Linked DNA regions of Homo sapiens: region 1 is linked to region 2. The links are chromatin loops, found by intact Hi-C in ENCODE. Cell type or tissue: dorsolateral prefrontal cortex. All regions are shown on one strand. Each heading gives the region's core, and the rest is flanking DNA. Links, peaks and the distances in the headings are about the cores only. Region 1 has its middle 110 kb from the start of THY1. Region 2 holds the start of LOC107984398 (a long non-coding RNA gene).

Region 1 (8,324 bases), core at 137-8,136, 49 kb before region 2:
TCCCCCCGCCTGACTTGGCTCTGATGCCCTTGTTGAGTTTTTAAGGTGGGGCCCAGCAAAAAGCCAGAGCTGGGGAAGGGGAACTTGAAGGAAGACTTGGAACCCAGCAGAGACCAGGATCAAGGGAGAACTTATCCCAGGGGTCTGCGTTCCCATTCTCTGGGTCCCAGTGCAGGGCCCCCTACCCTGGGCAGAACCTCTGCTAATCCAGTCAAGCCACTGCTGAAGCCGTTCTCACAGGGTGAACAAGAATTCTGGACAGAAATATGGTGATAAGCATTAATCAGGCTGCACTTGACCCACTCCTTTGTAACCGACAGTCACGTAGAACTTGACACTGGCCATTTGCATCCCAGTTGTTCCTATAGATAAGATATCTGGTGTTAGAGTCATAAGACTTTTGTTTAAGAATTACTTAAGCAGATCCTGAATTCCAGTGAAACACCTGACACCAATCATTTTGAAGACCCCTAAAGAGGAACCGAGTCCGGGTGAGAACACAGTTTCTTCATCTCCCTGTCCCATAACTTCACCCTGTACTCGAATCAATCGACAATCTCCACACTCTGGCCCCCTCCAAAACCATTCAAAACCCTAGCCCCAGACTCCTTGGGGAGACGGATTTGAGGTTTCCTTCTGTCTCCTTGTTTGGTGGCCCTACAATTAAACCCTTTCTCTGATGTAACCTGGTGTTTCAGCATATTGACTTGTCATGCACAATGGGCAACAAACCTCTTACGGTTACACTGCTGCCCCTCCTCCCAGCCTCAGCACCCAGGGGCACCCAGGATCACAGGGAGCAGCTTCCTCAGGAGTCCACACCCAGCCCTGGCCTGAGAGTGGCTTGCTTAGGCTGCCTGCCCCCCACCCCCAGGATGAGGCCGAAAGTATGTGGGCAGTTCTAGCAGCCAGCCCAGTCGAGTCCAGGACAACAGACTTGTTCCCAGGGAGCCCAGAGACACCCCAGGTTCAAAAGAGAGCTCAAAGAGAGGCCCTCCAGGGGAGCAGGAGCCCTGCTGGCTGCAATCCTGGTCCCCCCCAACTCCAGTACCTCCATGTCCAGCCATGTTCCGGCCACCTCCACTCCCAGGCTTGTGGGAGATTTGTCTTTCTTACCATGAGCCCAGGAGGAGATAGAGACCCCGTTGCTGGTTTCTCTCAGTACTGCTGGGATCTGCTGGCATTCTCACAAAGAACTTCCATAAATACTAAGGGGGAACAAAAGGGAAGTAATTACAGCAAATACAAACAGCATGAAAATAGTCAAGTTTTTAAAGTACCGGTTTCCCAGCCTCAGACAACCACCCTGGAGCCCTGGGGGCTGGTCTGCCTTCCCAGCGGGCCCTGTGCCAATGCTCCCACCTTCCCGGACTCGCCTGGTGCTGCCCATCAGGATCTTGGCACCTGCAGGTCTGGGGGCCAGGCTGAAGCCCCCACCTTTCATTTCTAGTTTTCCACGTGAGGATTTGCCTCACCACAGCTGGCCACTGGAGCTGCAGCATCTGACACACTGAATAACTCACCTTTCAGGTGCACGCGAAGGCCTCAACCATCTGGAGAACACCTGCTGCAACAGGTAACACCCCCGTGTCCAGGCCCAAGGCCTTGTCCATTGCACACCCACAGCCCAGCCCTGTTTTCACTACCTTGATGGACAATTGTTGGAGTTAACTCTCCAACTATCCACGAACCCTGATCCATCCTGCTCACACACAGCAGTGAGCACATCGAAGCCATTTGTTCAATGTGACCCAACCCCCTGAATTGATGCTGGCTGGATTAGAAAAAGCACCTGAGCCAAGCTGGACCCATGAGAATTCAGTCTTTGGGGCACTGGAGTCAGGGCGCAGGGACAGTCTCTTCAGAGAGTTCTCTGTCTATTCCACATACATTTGGGAGCTGTGGGTGGTCACCTTGGGTCATGAGGTCTGCCCACAGAAAAAAATGAAGCAGGTGTGCAGGAGAGATGGTGACCTGGAATTCCCAGGGCCTGGTGGCTTTGCTGTCCTCAATCCTTCCTTGCTGAGGCTCCACCACACTCCTGCCTTTAGCTTCTACAAGACACTCCTAAGTTCTTTCAGTAAATTGCCTCTTTGGGCTGAAATGCTAGTTTGAGTGGGTGTCTGTAACTTGCAACCCCAGGATCTCAACCCCTCGCCACACTGTAAGTGATAAAAACATAGTGTAGTTGGGGCCCCAAGAGGACCAAAGCTAGGCACTTGCTGGGGACTTGCAGGAGGAACTGAGAAGGCCCTTGGAAACAGGTGAGAGAATGGAGGGACACCAGGTATATCTCTCCCTGGTAGGGGAGCTGTTGGGGTGGGGACCCCGGAGAGCTCATGAATGGGGCAGGTCTAGCAAAGGAGAGACCCTTTAGAGCACTGCTTCTCCTGTAGAATCAATGTCAACTTGTCAGTAAACGGACTGCTGATGCAGCAGGATCTTTAAGCCCAAGTCCCCACACTCTTTCCAGCATCCCACCTTCTGGCCAGACCCCCACTCCCACCCCCTGCCTCCATGGCTGTGTAATGCACCAGACTAGGAGTCTGAGACCTGAGTTTGAGCCCCAGTTCAGCCACTGATGGGCTGTGTGAGTTTGGGCAAGTAACCCCACCTCCCTGGGCCTTGGCCCCCTTATCCAAAACGTGGCCGCCATAATCTCCTTCTATTTTGCATGGCTCCTTCGAATTCTCCCTCCCTTCTCCGGTCCCTTCCTCCTTTGCCCCTTCCTTCTGCTTGGCACTTGCCTGCCCAGCAAGCCTCCCCTTCTGATCCATGCAGTTCAGTGCACTCCCATCCGCTTCCTACAGCTCAGGAAACTGTGAGGGCCAGGCACTGGTGTGTACGGTGCCTTTGAATCTTACTTTAGGTTAAGATGCTCACCCGGTCTCCCCTTTCAGAAGGAGACCCTCTGAGGGCAGAGATCTGGTCCTCTTCTCCTTCTTCTAGACCGCTCAGTGTGCCTGGAACAGGGCTGAGCCCACAGCAGGGTGCCTGGATGAGCCCTGCCCTGCCGGCCTGTTCCCTGACCTTTCCTCCAGCCCTTTCCCTTCCCCACCCCTGGCAGGGAGGATGCTCCAGAGCCCGCAGTCCAAACTAAGCCAGAGTTGGGGGTCCCCAGCCTCTCCAGAAAGCCAGCTCCAGCCATGGGAGGGGGCATTGCTGGCTGTTTCTTCCCCACAGGCCTGCTCTCCTCACCCCTGCACCCTTCTGTCTGGAGGGGAGGCAGTGTGCCTCACCTGAGCCAGTCACCACAGCCCCAGTGCAGCTGGCTCCTTCCCTTCCTCTCCCGCTCCCTGGCATGGACCAGCACACCGTTCTTCTCCCACCGCCCATCCTCAGTTGCCCCTCGCCTCCCCCCACCGCCTTCTGTTCCCATGCTGGCGTGTCTCCCCCCCCAGGCAGCTGGGAGCAGGGCGCCTTCGATTTCTCTATTCAGTCTGAGGCGTAGCAATTTTCTGCTCTCCCATAATTAGGGGAATTTTAAGCAAACTCCCCGACGGATGATTACAGCAGGTTCAATCCTGGCTCCTTTGATCAGGGAAGAATGAGGACGTTGTTGGAATATTCCTCAACCTGCTGGCCAGACAGGCTCTGCGGCGCACGCCCGGCTCTCGGGCTCCCCCTGGAGGGCTTTGAACTTGTGTCCTGGCGTCTGAGTGTCCCTGGGTGCTGGAGTCTCCCCAGGAGAGGACTGGGTCCAAATTCTGCTTCATGAAGGATTATCCCAGAGGTAGCTTCTCTAGCTTTGGGCCAATATCTGGGCTCAGAGCCAGAGTTGGAAGTGGTCTCTTGGGTAGGAAGGAAAGTTAAAGGGTCATGTAGGGCAGTCTCCCAGGGCTGCTGTGAATGGCCGTGCAGGCCATACACTGTGCCCTCTAGGGGACATTATTCTCCCTGTAGCTTGTGTGAATGGGACTCCTAGGGTTTGTGCAATGTCCAGCCTGCACAACACAACTGACAGCTTGAACCGCTTGAATGACTCCACTTTTCTAAAACGGCAGAAGAGCCTCCTCCTTAGGGTTGAAAGGGGCTCTCCTCTGTTTAGTCCATTTCCCTCGCCTGTTGTGCCTGCCCAAGGCAGTGTGGAAGAGAGAAAAAAGCATGGCCTTTGCAGCCACAGCCTAGAGGGGAATTCCAGTGTGAATGTTTCCTGGCCGTGTAACCTTGGGTTAGTTAATGAACCTCCCTGAACTTTAATATCAATCTTAAAGGACTGTTTTGAAGATTAAGTAAGAGATGGACTAAAACATTGCTTGGCCCTTATGAGTCCTCAATAAATATCACTCCCCTCTCCTTTCCCTGCCCACGTCACACTTTCCTCTTAAACATTTCATCTTCCCAGACAAACCCTTTCTCCTCTGTCTGCCCCAGTCCTGAGTCCCCCAAAGGCTGTGCCAGATAGCAGACTGCATAGCTATATATATATATATATTTTTTTTTTTTTTCTTTTTTAGACAGAGTCTTGTTCTGTCACCCAGGCTGGAGTGCAATGGCATGGTCTTGGCTCACTGCAACCTCTGCCTCCCGGGTTCAAACAATTCTCCTGCCTCAGCCTCCTGAGTAGCTGGGACTACAGGCGCACACCACCACACCCTGCTAATTTTTGTATTTTTGGTAGAGACGGGGTTTCGCTATGTTGGCCACGCTGGTCTCGAAATCCTGACCTCGTGATCTGCCCACTTCGACCTCCGAAAGTGTTGGGATGACAGGCGTGAGCCACCGCGCCTGGCCCAGACTGGGTATATTAATAGGCTGCTAATGTCTCTGGCATCCCCGAGCAGTGGTCCTGGCTTTTCCATAGGTTAATTAGGCCATATTTCAGGATAATTACGACTGTATATTCCTACACTAATTAAGTGGCTCTAAACCCTCTCCAGAATGCAGCTCTGTGAATCATAATTAAGCCTTACCACCAAGTTCCTCTGCCAGCCACGGAGCCCGGCGAGCAGCCTGTTGTCCCCACTCCCAGTCATGGGAAAGGCTGCGTCTGAACCATGGATTTGAAAAGGACCTATTTTCCCGGGATCAGGTCGAGATGATTCCCAATAAACATTGGATGAGGCTTTGCCCTGTTCCTCTTTTGTTTTCACAAGGAGAGAGAGGAATAGAAATACAGTGTTGATACAGGTTTATCTCCTTCTTCTCCCCGCTCTGTTGAGTAGATGTAAATGGATTCCCAGGGGATGCAGGTGGTCGGGGATGAGAAGGTGATGCATGCATGCCTAGGCATAGGGGTGCGTGTGTCAGACTTTGGTGAGTGTACGTGAGAATGTGTGTGCTATAGCTATTGTTCACTAGGGACTTATGTCTAATATTAGCCAGCCAAGTTCATGACTACCCAACAATGAAAACGCGTGTACCAGAAAACACCTGTTGGAGAGGGCTACATAGATCTTCTCATTCCCAGTTTTGTTCTTTAATTTTTTTTTCTTATTTTAGAGACAGAGTCTTTGTATTAGTCTGTTCCTCACACTGCCATAAAGAACGACTAGAGACTGAGTAATTTTTTTTTTAAAAAAAGGTTTAATTGGCTCACGGTTCTGCAGGCTGTACAGGAAGCATGGCTGGGGAAGCCTCTGGAAACTTTCAGTCATGGTGGAAGTGGAAGCAGGCATGTCTTACATGGCCAGAGCAGGAGAAGAGAGAAGAGGGGGAGGTGCCACACATTTTCAAACAATCAGATCTCATGGAAACTCACTATTACAAGAATAGCAAGGGGGAAATCCACCTCCGTGATCCAATCCCCTCCCACAGGCTCCTCTTTCAACATTGGGGATTATAATTTGACATGAGATTTGGGCAGGGACACAAATTCAAACCATATCCTGGTGGATAGTCTTGCTCTGTCAGTCAACCTGGAGTGCAATGGTGTGATCATAGCTCATTGCAGCCTTGGACTCCTGGGCCCAAGCAATCCTCTCACCTCAGCCTCCTGCATAGCTGGGACTACAGGAGCACACCATTGCACCTGGTTAATTTTTTTTTTCAGAGATGGGGTCTCACTACATTGCTCATGCTGGTCTTGAACTCTTGGTTTCAAGCAATCCTCCCGCCTTGGCCTCCCAAAGTGCTGAGATTACAGGTGTGAGCCACTGCACCTGACCTGTTTTGTCCTTAATGGACCTTGCAAATTAGGCTGTGCACAACCTGGTGTTGGCCAGCCCTTCTGGCTAATGTCAGGATTAGCCTGAATTATGGAGTTGTCAGAAGATCCAATTTTGAGTCTTGGCTCTACCACTTGCTGATTATGTTACCTTAAGGAAGTCATTTGGCCTCCTGAGCCTTAGCTTCTTATCTGGAAAATGAAAATATTACCAACTATCTCACAGAACTCCTGAGAAAATTAAATAAGACATGAGGATGGAGCCAGTGACCCCATGTGAGAAGGCAGTGAGTTCTGAGCTCTTCTTTCAGCCATGGAGAGGGGGCTCACGTGGAAAGGGCCACACTCCCTTCCGGGTCCTCTATCTGGTGGCTCTTAGTCCTGGTGTGTTCCATCTGTGTTCATGGGCCACAGAGGAACAGAATCCAGGACGTCATTGCAGTAGCACCAGCGTTCACCACTAGGACTCACTGGGATGCATGTGTTCTCCTTAATGAGGGAAAACACAAAGCCCCTCTCATCTTGTACTGCAGGAGCTTGGAAAGGTCACCATGGGTCAGGACAGCAGATGGAGGATGGATATGAAGATGTCTGGAAAGGGTTTCTGAATCAACAATGCACGGACCTCGATCCCTGGCTTGCAGTCCTTAAAACCCCTGGCCTCCCTGCCCTTGAAAGCATCTTCATTCCCCCACCCTGATCCCTGTAGTCCCACCTTCCCCGCCGTTCTGGGGCCAGCAGCCCAGGCAGCAAAGAGGAAACAGCGGAGACATGTCCTCTTTCTTGCTGTCTTTTTGTGAAGAGATGGCCGCAGGCACTCTAAGACACTAATCAAATAAGGACAGGTGACAATACACCAACATCTGTGGAAGCCAAGGAGACACTCGGCTGTCCTCAGTAACAGGACAGGGAAGGGAGGCAGCATTTATTTAACCTGGTTGTCACACACCGCCCCTGGCTTCTTTGACAAGAGAGCACTGTGTGAAGACACAGATAAGCTCTGCTGGAAAATTGACAGCAATGAAGGAGGCCCCAGCCTCTTCACTTCTGTGGCCTGTGGATTACGGCTGTGTTCAAATAGAGGGAGGTGAGAGGCACTCGCAGCTTCCCTGAAACACAATCTGTAGGTGCAGGGGAATGAGCCTTGTTCTCTGTAAGGAGGGAGGGAAAGCCCACCCTGGGCTAGCAGGAGATCAGAGCTCGGAGGATGGTCCTAGCTGACTATTGATGGAGAAGGGAACTTGCTTTCTTGGTAGAGATGCGGAGCAGATCCAAGGTGGACTTTCTACTGTTTGTGCTGAGGGAAGTGAGAAAGGGTGGAGCAGAAGGCAGAGGCTCAGCACATAGGAGTGGTGAGTGAGCTGGTCACGGTGAGCCTGCACAGCCGCCCATAGAGCTTCCTGGCAGCACAAACAAAGCTTGTAAGAGATCTCAGCCGAGGAGGAGTCTATTGAAGTGGGAGGCTGGGCAAGAGATAGGGGGGAGGCAACAGAGCAGAGCCACAGAGGCCAGGCTAGGGAAACAGATCCTCTTGCATGTGGATCTCACACTCACTTCTTGTGCACAGGAAAGCATGCACAATGCCTATTTACACACTTATGCATGCCCATATGTGTACAAACATCTGTGCATGCACACTGCTATGGTGGTATTGTTTATTTTTTGAGGTAGGGTCTCACTGTGTTGACCGGGCTGGAGTGCAGTAGTGCAATTATGGCTCACTGCAGCCTCGATCTCCTGGGCTCAGGGAATGCTCCTACTTCAGCCTCCTGAGTAGCTGGAACTATAGGCATGCACCACCATGCCCAGCTAATTGTTTTATTTTTATTTTGTAGAGACAGGGTCTTGCTACATTGCTCAGGCTGCTCTCAAACTCCTGGACGCAAGTGATCCTCCCACCTTGACCTCTCAAAGTGTTGGGATTACAGGCATGAGCCACTGTACCCAGCCATGGTTTGATTATATGAGCCCTCTAAATCTTATGTTGAAATCTAATCCCCAATATTGGAGGTGGGGCCTGGTGAGAGGTGTTTGTGTTGTGGGGTTGGAACCTTCAGCACCGTTCTTATGGGAGTGAATGAGTTTCCACTCTTAGTTCCCACAGGATTGTTGGGAAGAGCCTGGCACCTCCTCCCCTCTCTCTGTTGCTTTCTCTCTTGCCATGTGACCTACACATATGTCTCTGTTTGTCTTCTGCCACGAGTGGAAGCTTCCCAAA
Region 2 (8,324 bases), core at 298-8,297:
GTGAGAGAAGTCTAGCAAGGCTGACTCCCTCTTGCTTCTAGCCCCCCAGGCTGGCTGTCCTCACTCATTCCTGGGCATAGGCCAAGCTAACCATGGGAGGAATTTAGTTTACAGTTTAACTTTGAAGAAAGGATGATAATAGTCCCTCTCTAAAACTGATCCCCTCCTTGTTAGGGGGCTGAAACTGCCTTTGTAAGACCAATGGAAGGCCACAAGATTACAAATATAGAAGGGGCCTGAATTCTGCTTAAATGTAGGGCGGGGCCGGGCACGTTGGCTCATGCCTGTAATCCCATCACTTTGGGAGGCTGAGGCAGCAGTTTACGAGGTAAGGAGTTTGAGACCAGCCTGGCCAGCGGGGTGAAACCCTGTCTGTACTAAAAATACAAAAAAAAAAAAAATTAGCCGGGCATGGTGGCTCATGCCTGTAGTCCCAGCTACTTGGGAGGCTGAGGCAGGAGAATCACTTGAACCTGGGAGGTGGAGGTTGCAGTGAGCTGAGATTGCACCACTGTACTCCAGCCTGGGTGACAGAGTGAGACTCCGTCTCAAAAAAAAACAAAAAAAAATGTAGGGCATAGTTTCCATCATCTCTTATTGCTAAGGAATTGTTGTGGCTAGAGGTCACAAGTTTTGTGACTTCCCCATTGCTCCTACAGATACCACCACTACCGATCCCAGAATCTAAGATTAGTCTTCTGAGATGTATCTCAGACTTCTGCATTCTGGCAACCAACTGAGCCCACCTGGACTTAATGATTCACGACTCAACCAGTCCTGTGCCCTCACCCCAAACAGAGGCAGACACAGTGGATGAGGACAGTTTCCCACTGTGATTGCATCCCTGGCCAATCAGCAGCACCCATTCCTTAGTTCCCTGCCCACCAAACTATCCTTGAACAATTCTAACCTCCAAGCCTTCAAGGAGATTGATTTGAGCAATCTCCAGTTCTCCCATGTGGCTGGCCTATCATTAATTAAATTCTTTACTATAATACCACAGTATCAGTGAATGGGTTTTGTCTGTGCAGCAGGCAGAAAGAACCCACTGGGCAATTACATGGTGACTTGCTGAATGCATCAGGCCATGGACCTATTGCAGTTACAACACTGTAGAAGAAGCATCTGGCCTGGGAGACAGGGTGCCTTGTCTCTGGGCCTGATTAGCCACCACCAGCCTTAAGCAACTCACCACCTCCCTTGGAGTCAACATACATGCTGGGAGCAAGAGGCTCCCAACTCCTCGCTGATCACCCAGGAGAGGTTTACAGTAAATGCTCTGAACTTCCAGGACCAATTTTCCAAAGCAAAAGTCAGGTCTCTCAGTCTGACAAGTTGTTTCTTCTTCTTCCTTCTTCCCTTCTCCTTCTCCTTCTTCTTCTCCTCCTCCTCCTCCTCCTCCTTCTTCCTCCTTCTCCTCTTCTTTCTCTTCTTCTTCCTCCTCCTCTTCCTCTTCTTTCTTTCTCTTCTTTCTTCCTCTTCCTTCTCCTTCTTCATCTCCTTCTCCTTCTCCTTCTTTTTTAAATCAGGCAGGCTCCCAAGCCCGAGTAGGCACAGAGAGGTTACTGGCGCATTTCTAAGGATGAAGGGACAAGGAATTTGCAACTGAGCTGTCCTGGTGTCATTGACCTCAAGGATTCTCTTCCCCATTGTTGCCCTAAAGGTAAAAACTGAGGGAAAATTAATATAAGAAGAGAGTTTGTTTGCACCAAGTTCGAAGACTGCAATCAGGGAGCATAGATTTAAGTTGCCCTGAATATAAGCTTAATTAGCAGCAGTTACAAGTGGGTTTTCAAAAGAAAAGAAGAGGCAGTTCACAGGTTGTTTACCAAGAATCTACACTAAGATAAGCTGGGCAACAGAGTGAGACCCCTGTCTCTATAAAAAAAAAAAAAAAAAAAAAAAAAAAAAAAGGCCAGGCACAGTGTCTCACACCTGTAATCCCAGCACTTTGAGAGGCTGAGGCTGGTGGATTGCTTGAGCCTAGGAGAGCAAGGCCAGCCTGGGCAACATGTCAAAAACCCTGTCTCCACTAAAAATACAAAAAATTAGCCAGGCGTGGTAGCACACGCCTGTAATCTCAGCTACTGGGGAGGCTGAGGCACAAGAATTGCTTGAATCTGGGAGGCAGAGGTTTTGATGAGCCAAGATCGTGTCTCTGTGCTGCAGCCTGGGTGACAGAGTGAGATTGGGTCTTAAAAAAAAAAATTACCTGGGTATGGTAGTACCTGGCTGTAGTCCCAGCTACTCCAGAGGCTGAGGCAGGAGGATTGCTTGAGTAGAGGAGGTTGAGGCTTCAGTAAGCAATGATCATGCTACTACCCTCCAGCCTGGACAACAGAGTGAGACCCTGTCTCTAAAAAACAAGTAATAATAATAATAACAACAACATAAGCTGTTCATTCGTCATTTGCTATTCTTTGTATCACAAATTTAGGAACCTGAAGATAATGGGTGAGGCAGCTAGTCAGGAACAGAATCCCTTTGAACAATTGCTCCTGGGCCTGGGTGGAGTATGAGGAGGGATGTGTATGACTGAATTCCCAAACTCCTGTCTCTCAGGGCCTGATCAGTTTTGCAGGGCTTAGACCGCTCTGAGCTATTTTTCTTTTCTCACCATGTTCTCTACTGCCCCACACCATGAGGCAAGGGCTCAGAGGGAGTTCAGTGAGAAAAGAATTTGGAAAAAACGCTCAGGCATCAATATTCAAAGTCCTTGTTTAGAAATAGGAAACTAAGGAAGACAGGAGCCCCTGGGTCATCCAGATTCTGTAGAGGAGGAAAAATACCTTTTCCTTCCACCTTTCTTAGGTTCATTGGCTGGAACACCTGTAACAAAAGACAGATTAACAAGAGAAAAACAAACAGAAGTTTATTAACCTCTATACCTCATGTACACATGGGAGATGCCCAGGGAAAAAGGAGTACATCTCAAGGAAGTGGTTTAGAATTCAGGCTGAAATACCATCTTCAGCTGAAACGAAGAAAGAAGGGTATGAGGGAGGCCAGTTATGGGGAGGTGACCAGGAAAAGCACAGTAAACAAGGGTAAGGTTTGCTATGCATATTAAAGTCAGTGCTTATCCATTGATAAGTCTCTAGTGATTTGGAGACATCCTTCTCTTCCTGGTACAGAGAGGGAGACATCCTTACAAAGGGAGATTTCCTTTGTAAATGTAAATTTCCCATATGAAAGGGTAACTTCTACTCTGTTTTCAGTTTCTCCTGTGTCTGCAGATTCTCAAAATAATTAACTCAAAATAATCCTTATGCCAGAGAGGCATATGCTAGGGTGGTATATTCTGGTCCCCTACAGTCATATTTTGGTCTCCTACAATTCACAGAGAAAACTAGTGTCAGAGACGAGACTAGAAGCCAGCACAAGATGTATAGAGCCAAAGATATGTTGCTGCCATTCTGGGTGAAGGAGCCCAGAATCTAATGTGGTGTCTGCTCCTTCTCTTACCTGGGCACAAACCGAGATCTATTTTTTTTTTTGAGATGGAGTCTCGCTCTTTCGCCAGGCTGGAGTGCAGTGGTGCAATCTCAGCTCACTGCAACCTCCACCTCCCGGTTTCAAGCGATTCTCCTGCCTCAGCCTCCTGAGTAGCTGGGACTACAGGTGCATGCCACCACGCCCAGCTAATTTTTGTATTTTTAGTAGAGATGGGGTTTCACCATGTTGGCCAGGATGGTCTCGATCTCCTGATCTCGTGATCCACCCGCCTTGGTCTCCCAAAGTGCTGGGATTAGAGACATGAGCCACTGCGCCCAAACTGCAATCTTAAAGGAAACCCAGCCTCATGCTTCGTCTTTTCTCATGTTTCCCTGCCCCTCTTCTCTTGCTCAGGTGCTGGCAGCCTGTCTAGTGGAGGGTTGCTCTGGATGCAGCAAGGTTGGACAGGATGAGCTCTAGAGAGCCAGGGCTTTTGATCTTAGACCTGGGGAGAGGTGGGACCTGGGAGGTGAGCTGCAGGTAACCCAGTTGCAGTAGCCATTAGCCAGCTGTGAGCCCTCGGGAACTGGGAGTCAGGACTCCTGGGATCTGCCTCCTTTCTCTCTCCTCCCTGGTCTTCTGAGGCCAACTCATCTTTGGTTTTCCACTGGGAAATGTTTTCACCTCTCCAAACCTGGACAGAGCGCCTCCTCCTGGCTGAGTGGGGATGTTCTCCAGAGAAACTTGGGACCTTGGGGAGCAACACTGCACACATGGGGTTCATCAAAAAGCCATTTGCAGGCAGGGTGTGGTGGCTCACGCCTGTAATCTCAGCACTTTGGGAAGCTGAGGCGAGTGGATCATCTGAGGTCAGGAGTTCAAGACCAGCCTGGCCAACATTATGAACCCCCATCTGTATTAAAAATACAAAAATTAGCCGGGCGTGGTGGCATGCATCTGTAATCCCAGCTACTCGAGAGACTGAGGCAGGAGAATGGCTTGAATCCAGGAGGCAGAGGTTGCAGTGAGCCAAGATTGCACCACTGCACTCCAGCCTGGGTGACAGTGTGAGACTCTGTCTCAGAAAAAAAAAAAATGCCATTTGCAAGGGTGAGAGTTGCATCCTCTGAGCCCCTAGCCCCTCCTCCTTGGCCTGAATGCAGGAATGGCAGGCTTGGGCACTAGTTGGATGGTTGGAGGAGGACTCCAACTCAGAGCAGAGCAGCACGCGGGGCCTAGAAGGCAGTATGGGAGCCACTTCTAGGTTCTGGAATGTGCAAACTCAGCCACGCACAAACCCTCAGCTTCCGGCCCAACCTCCTGCTGAGTTATTGAGGCAGATAATGGAAGAGGGGGGGCGCCTAGAAACCCCCAAGCCCCTCCTCCTGCCCATTGTGTCCTCCGATTCCCTCTTCCGCGGCTCCGCGCGGCGGAGCTCAGGGGCGCAGGCTCTTAGAGCTGCGGTGGGGCGGGGGCCGCGGGACGTCCGTTTGTTCTCCGCGGAGGAGGCGACGCGCCGCCAACGACCGCAGCTCCACGTCCTGGCGCTTCTGGGAGCCGCCCCAGCGGGAGCCAGGGAGAAAATGAATCGCCTTGAGTGACACAGGACATGGCAGATTGGATGTTTAATTTGGGTATCTCTTTAGAACGCCCCCCACGCCCACCTCCTCTGCTCCCACTTAGCATCCAGCCGGCGAGAAAGCCCTGCTCCTCACAAATTGCCTTGTCGGCTCGGAGAAAAATGCCAGCGTGACTGATTGCTAGGTGGGTCCCTCCAAGTGCGCGGGAAGGAACCGGCACGACCGCACAATGCTCCTTCCTACAGAGACGCGGCGTCGTGCCAGAGCCGGAGATTTGAGTCAGACACCGGGAAGGACTGCCCGTGGAGGAGGGCGGCTCGTGGGGCTGGGGGTTTGTTTAGGGGTCTCTCGGGTCCAGAGGGAGGGCCAGGCGACCCTGGCTGGGGTCTGGTGGCTGTGGGGGGCCTGCGGGGCCCAGAGGAAAAGGCCGGCACCCGGTCCGCGAGAGGGGGCACGTACGGGGCGCAGAGGCAGAACGCAGCCCGCAGCAGACGGACAGCCTTCCCCAGACTGCCTGGAGCTCGGAGCCCGGCGCCGAAACCTGCAGATCACAACCTGTCAGTCGCGCTTTCCCGGCAGCCTCACCTGCCTCCAGATCTTTCCAAACAAGGAAAGGAGCTGCAAACATGGCAATCACCTTCCCGGCAGCGGCAGACAGCTGCCAGGGAGCAGCAGGCGACGAGCCAGCCCAGTCAGGGAGGCGGAGACGTGATCAGGCTGCGGCAGCCCCCTATACCGAGCTAGAGCTCGGGCGGACCCCGCCCCCCGCCGCAGGGACTTTGGTGGATGTCCAAGGTCACCCGCAGCTCGGCAGGGGTTCAGCACCGGAGCAGCCACCTGTTCAGGTGGCAGTTCTGGAAGGACCCCTCGGGGCTGGGGGAGGGTGGGACTAGGGCCGCACCCTGGCTTTTGCTAACCATTTATGTGACTGGGGCAAGCGCCCTGGCCTTGGACTCTGACCACACCGCACAGGGCCTGGGGTCGCTTCCATGCAGCTCTCTCATTCTGATTCTGGAGATATCTTGGGAAGAGCTAAGAGTGGCTTTTAGGCCCTGAAGCTGGGTAGGGCCCAGAAACCACACTTTCTAGGCTGTGGAGTGGCCCTGATCCTCTCTTCATTGTCCAGATTATTGCTTGAAGCCAACTCAGTGGGGTGTTGAAGTGGCTAATCCAAGCTACTTGAGATGAAGAGGTGTTGGAAGGACTGACCCGGGATAAACCTGAGTGATCCCAGACTCAGGCTCTCAAAAGGCTGGAATGAAGAACCTCCTTTGGAGGGTTAATATAGGAGAATTTAAGGGGTCCCCACCTTCCTTCCCATCAGCCTGCTTAATGTTACTACCCATGCCAAGGACAGCCCGATGGGTGCGCCAGCTTCCCTTAGAACTGACTGCCTTTTACTCCATGAACTGTTTGAGATTGTGTGGGTTCTTCTGAGTTCTTGAAAGTATAGGACAAACAGAAGGGAGGATGCTCTCAACATGAATGTGGATAATTTGCCCCCAGTGAAGCCGCAGTGTGGGTAATTCACCTGTACAAATCAAGAGATGGATGCCTTTTCCATCTGGTCTCATTCAGATGTCTTCTCAAATCAGAAAATATCTACTCTTTAGCTCCCAGCCCAGGTGACACTTACTACTCCTTCACCAAGCCCACCTTCCCAGCTTCTTCACATACAGTAGCGGATGAATCGCCCCCCCCACCCATGCCACACGGAACAGGGCCATCAAAGTGGCCCTAGGCCAAGGGGAGGTCTCTGCCCCCTTCCCCAGCCCGGGGCTACCCTTGGGTCCTGCTCCTCAGGCCACTCCCCTGTCCCTGGCCATGTGGGGAGGAGGCTGCCCTGGTCATGGCCGCCTGCCTGTCATTCCTGACTCACCACCATCCCCAGGTGTACCATTCCTGCCCTCTGCTCAGCTGCAATTGAAGGCTTTAACTTTGCACACTTTGGGATCACGGTTGTGTCATTGGAATAAATTAAGCAGGTCTCAACCGCCTCCCCCACCCCAGGAAAAAAAAAAAGCCAGGGGGGGCCCTAGAATGAGAAAGCTGGAGGGAGCGGGCAGGAATCCACTTAAAACTATTCCTTAAGCTTAAAACATGGTGTAGGCGGGGAAAATATGATCAGATGGAAGTTAGGGTGGCAGAGAATGTCACCAAGTCATCTTGATCCATTGCAAGAAAGAGGCTGGGATCTGGGTGCCGAGGAAACCTTCACCAAGCTGTGTGAAGAAGACTCAGCCTTTCCTCAGTATCCTAGCTAGCTCTCCCTTCCCGTGCCACACCTTCTCTACTCTCTAAAGGGGCTTAACATCCTCATGCTCTCTGCTTCTTCACCAAGTTTTCAGCAAAGTATCTCTAATAGTCATTTACACCTGCATTAGAAGATAAGTTCCCGGGTGACAGCTTATGTAAATGTTCAGGTCAACTTTTCAGAAGGTATTTGCTATGGTTTGAATGTGTCCCTCCCAAAAGCATGTGTTGGAGGCATAATTGCTATTGTAACCATATTAAGAGGCGAGCCTCTTAATACGGTGGTTCATCCTGTAATTCCAGCTATTTAGGAGGCTGAGGTGGGAAAATCGCTTAAGGCCAGGAGTTTGAGACCAGCCTGGGCAACATAATGAGACCCCATCTCCAAAAAGTAAAAACATAAAAAATTAGCTGGGTGTTTGTAGTATGGCTATTAGCAGGTAGTTGGTGCCAGCTACTCGGGAGGCTGAGACTGAGGTGGGAAGATGGCTTGAGCCTAGAAGTTTGAGGCTGCAGTGAGTTATAATTGTGCCATTGTACCCCAGCCTGGGCAACAGAGTGAGACCTCGTCTCTAAAAAAACAGAAAAAGAGGCTGGGCATGGTGGCTCACACCGGTAATCTCAGCACTTTGGGAGGGTGAGATGGGCAGATCATGAGGTCAGGAGTTCGAGACCAGCCTGGCCAACATGGTGAAACCCCACCTCTACTAAAAATACAAAAATTAGCTGGATGTGGTGATGTGTGCCTGTAATCCCAGCTACTTGGAAGGCTGAGGCAGAAGAATCACTTGAAACTGGGAGGCGGAGGTTGTAGTGAGCTAAAATCATGCCATTGCACTCCAGCTGGGGTGACAGAGCAAGACTCTGTCTCAAAAAAAAAAAAAAAAAAAAAAGAAAGAAAGAAAGAAAAAGAAAGAGGCAGGATCTTTAAGAGGTGGTTAGCCATGAGGGGTCTGCCTTCATGAATGGATTAATGCCATTGGCCATTGTCTCAGGAATGGGTTCCTTATAAAAAGAGGTTAGCCCTTCTCTCTGTCTTCACCCTCTTCCTCCCCC

What was found. A loop is a pair of places that touch in the nucleus more often than their neighbours do. Peaks named below come from ENCODE experiments on the same cell type or tissue, not always from the same donor. Only the 100,000 strongest peaks of a DNase experiment are listed, where the experiment ranks them.
Region 1: a loop joins it to region 2, with 2.3 times the contacts of the local background. A loop is called at or near these places in 3 of 110 quality-filtered maps.

Annotation. Positions count from the first base shown.
Region 1 is chr11:119,530,394-119,538,717 of GRCh38, forward strand. No RefSeq gene overlaps it. Among named protein-coding and RNA genes, the nearest start is that of THY1, 110 kb to the left of the region's middle. RefSeq lists an enhancer at 3,264-3,793. In dorsolateral prefrontal cortex, for the core only: CTCF peaks have their summits at 3,652 (motif pointing left) and 3,852 (motif pointing left); a DNase peak (open chromatin) is centred at 3,628; H3K27ac peaks cover 690 bases.
Region 2 is chr11:119,579,606-119,587,929 of GRCh38, forward strand. It overlaps LOC107984398 (a long non-coding RNA gene), which reads right to left and starts at 3,544. Exons shown (of 2, transcript XR_001748412.2): 1 at 2,229-3,544; 2 at 1-1,670. RefSeq lists an enhancer at 5,703-6,517. In dorsolateral prefrontal cortex, for the core only: no CTCF peak of the experiment used is centred there; DNase peaks (open chromatin) are centred at 4,836, 5,205 and 5,581; H3K4me3 peaks cover 1,610 bases; H3K27ac peaks cover 2,040 bases.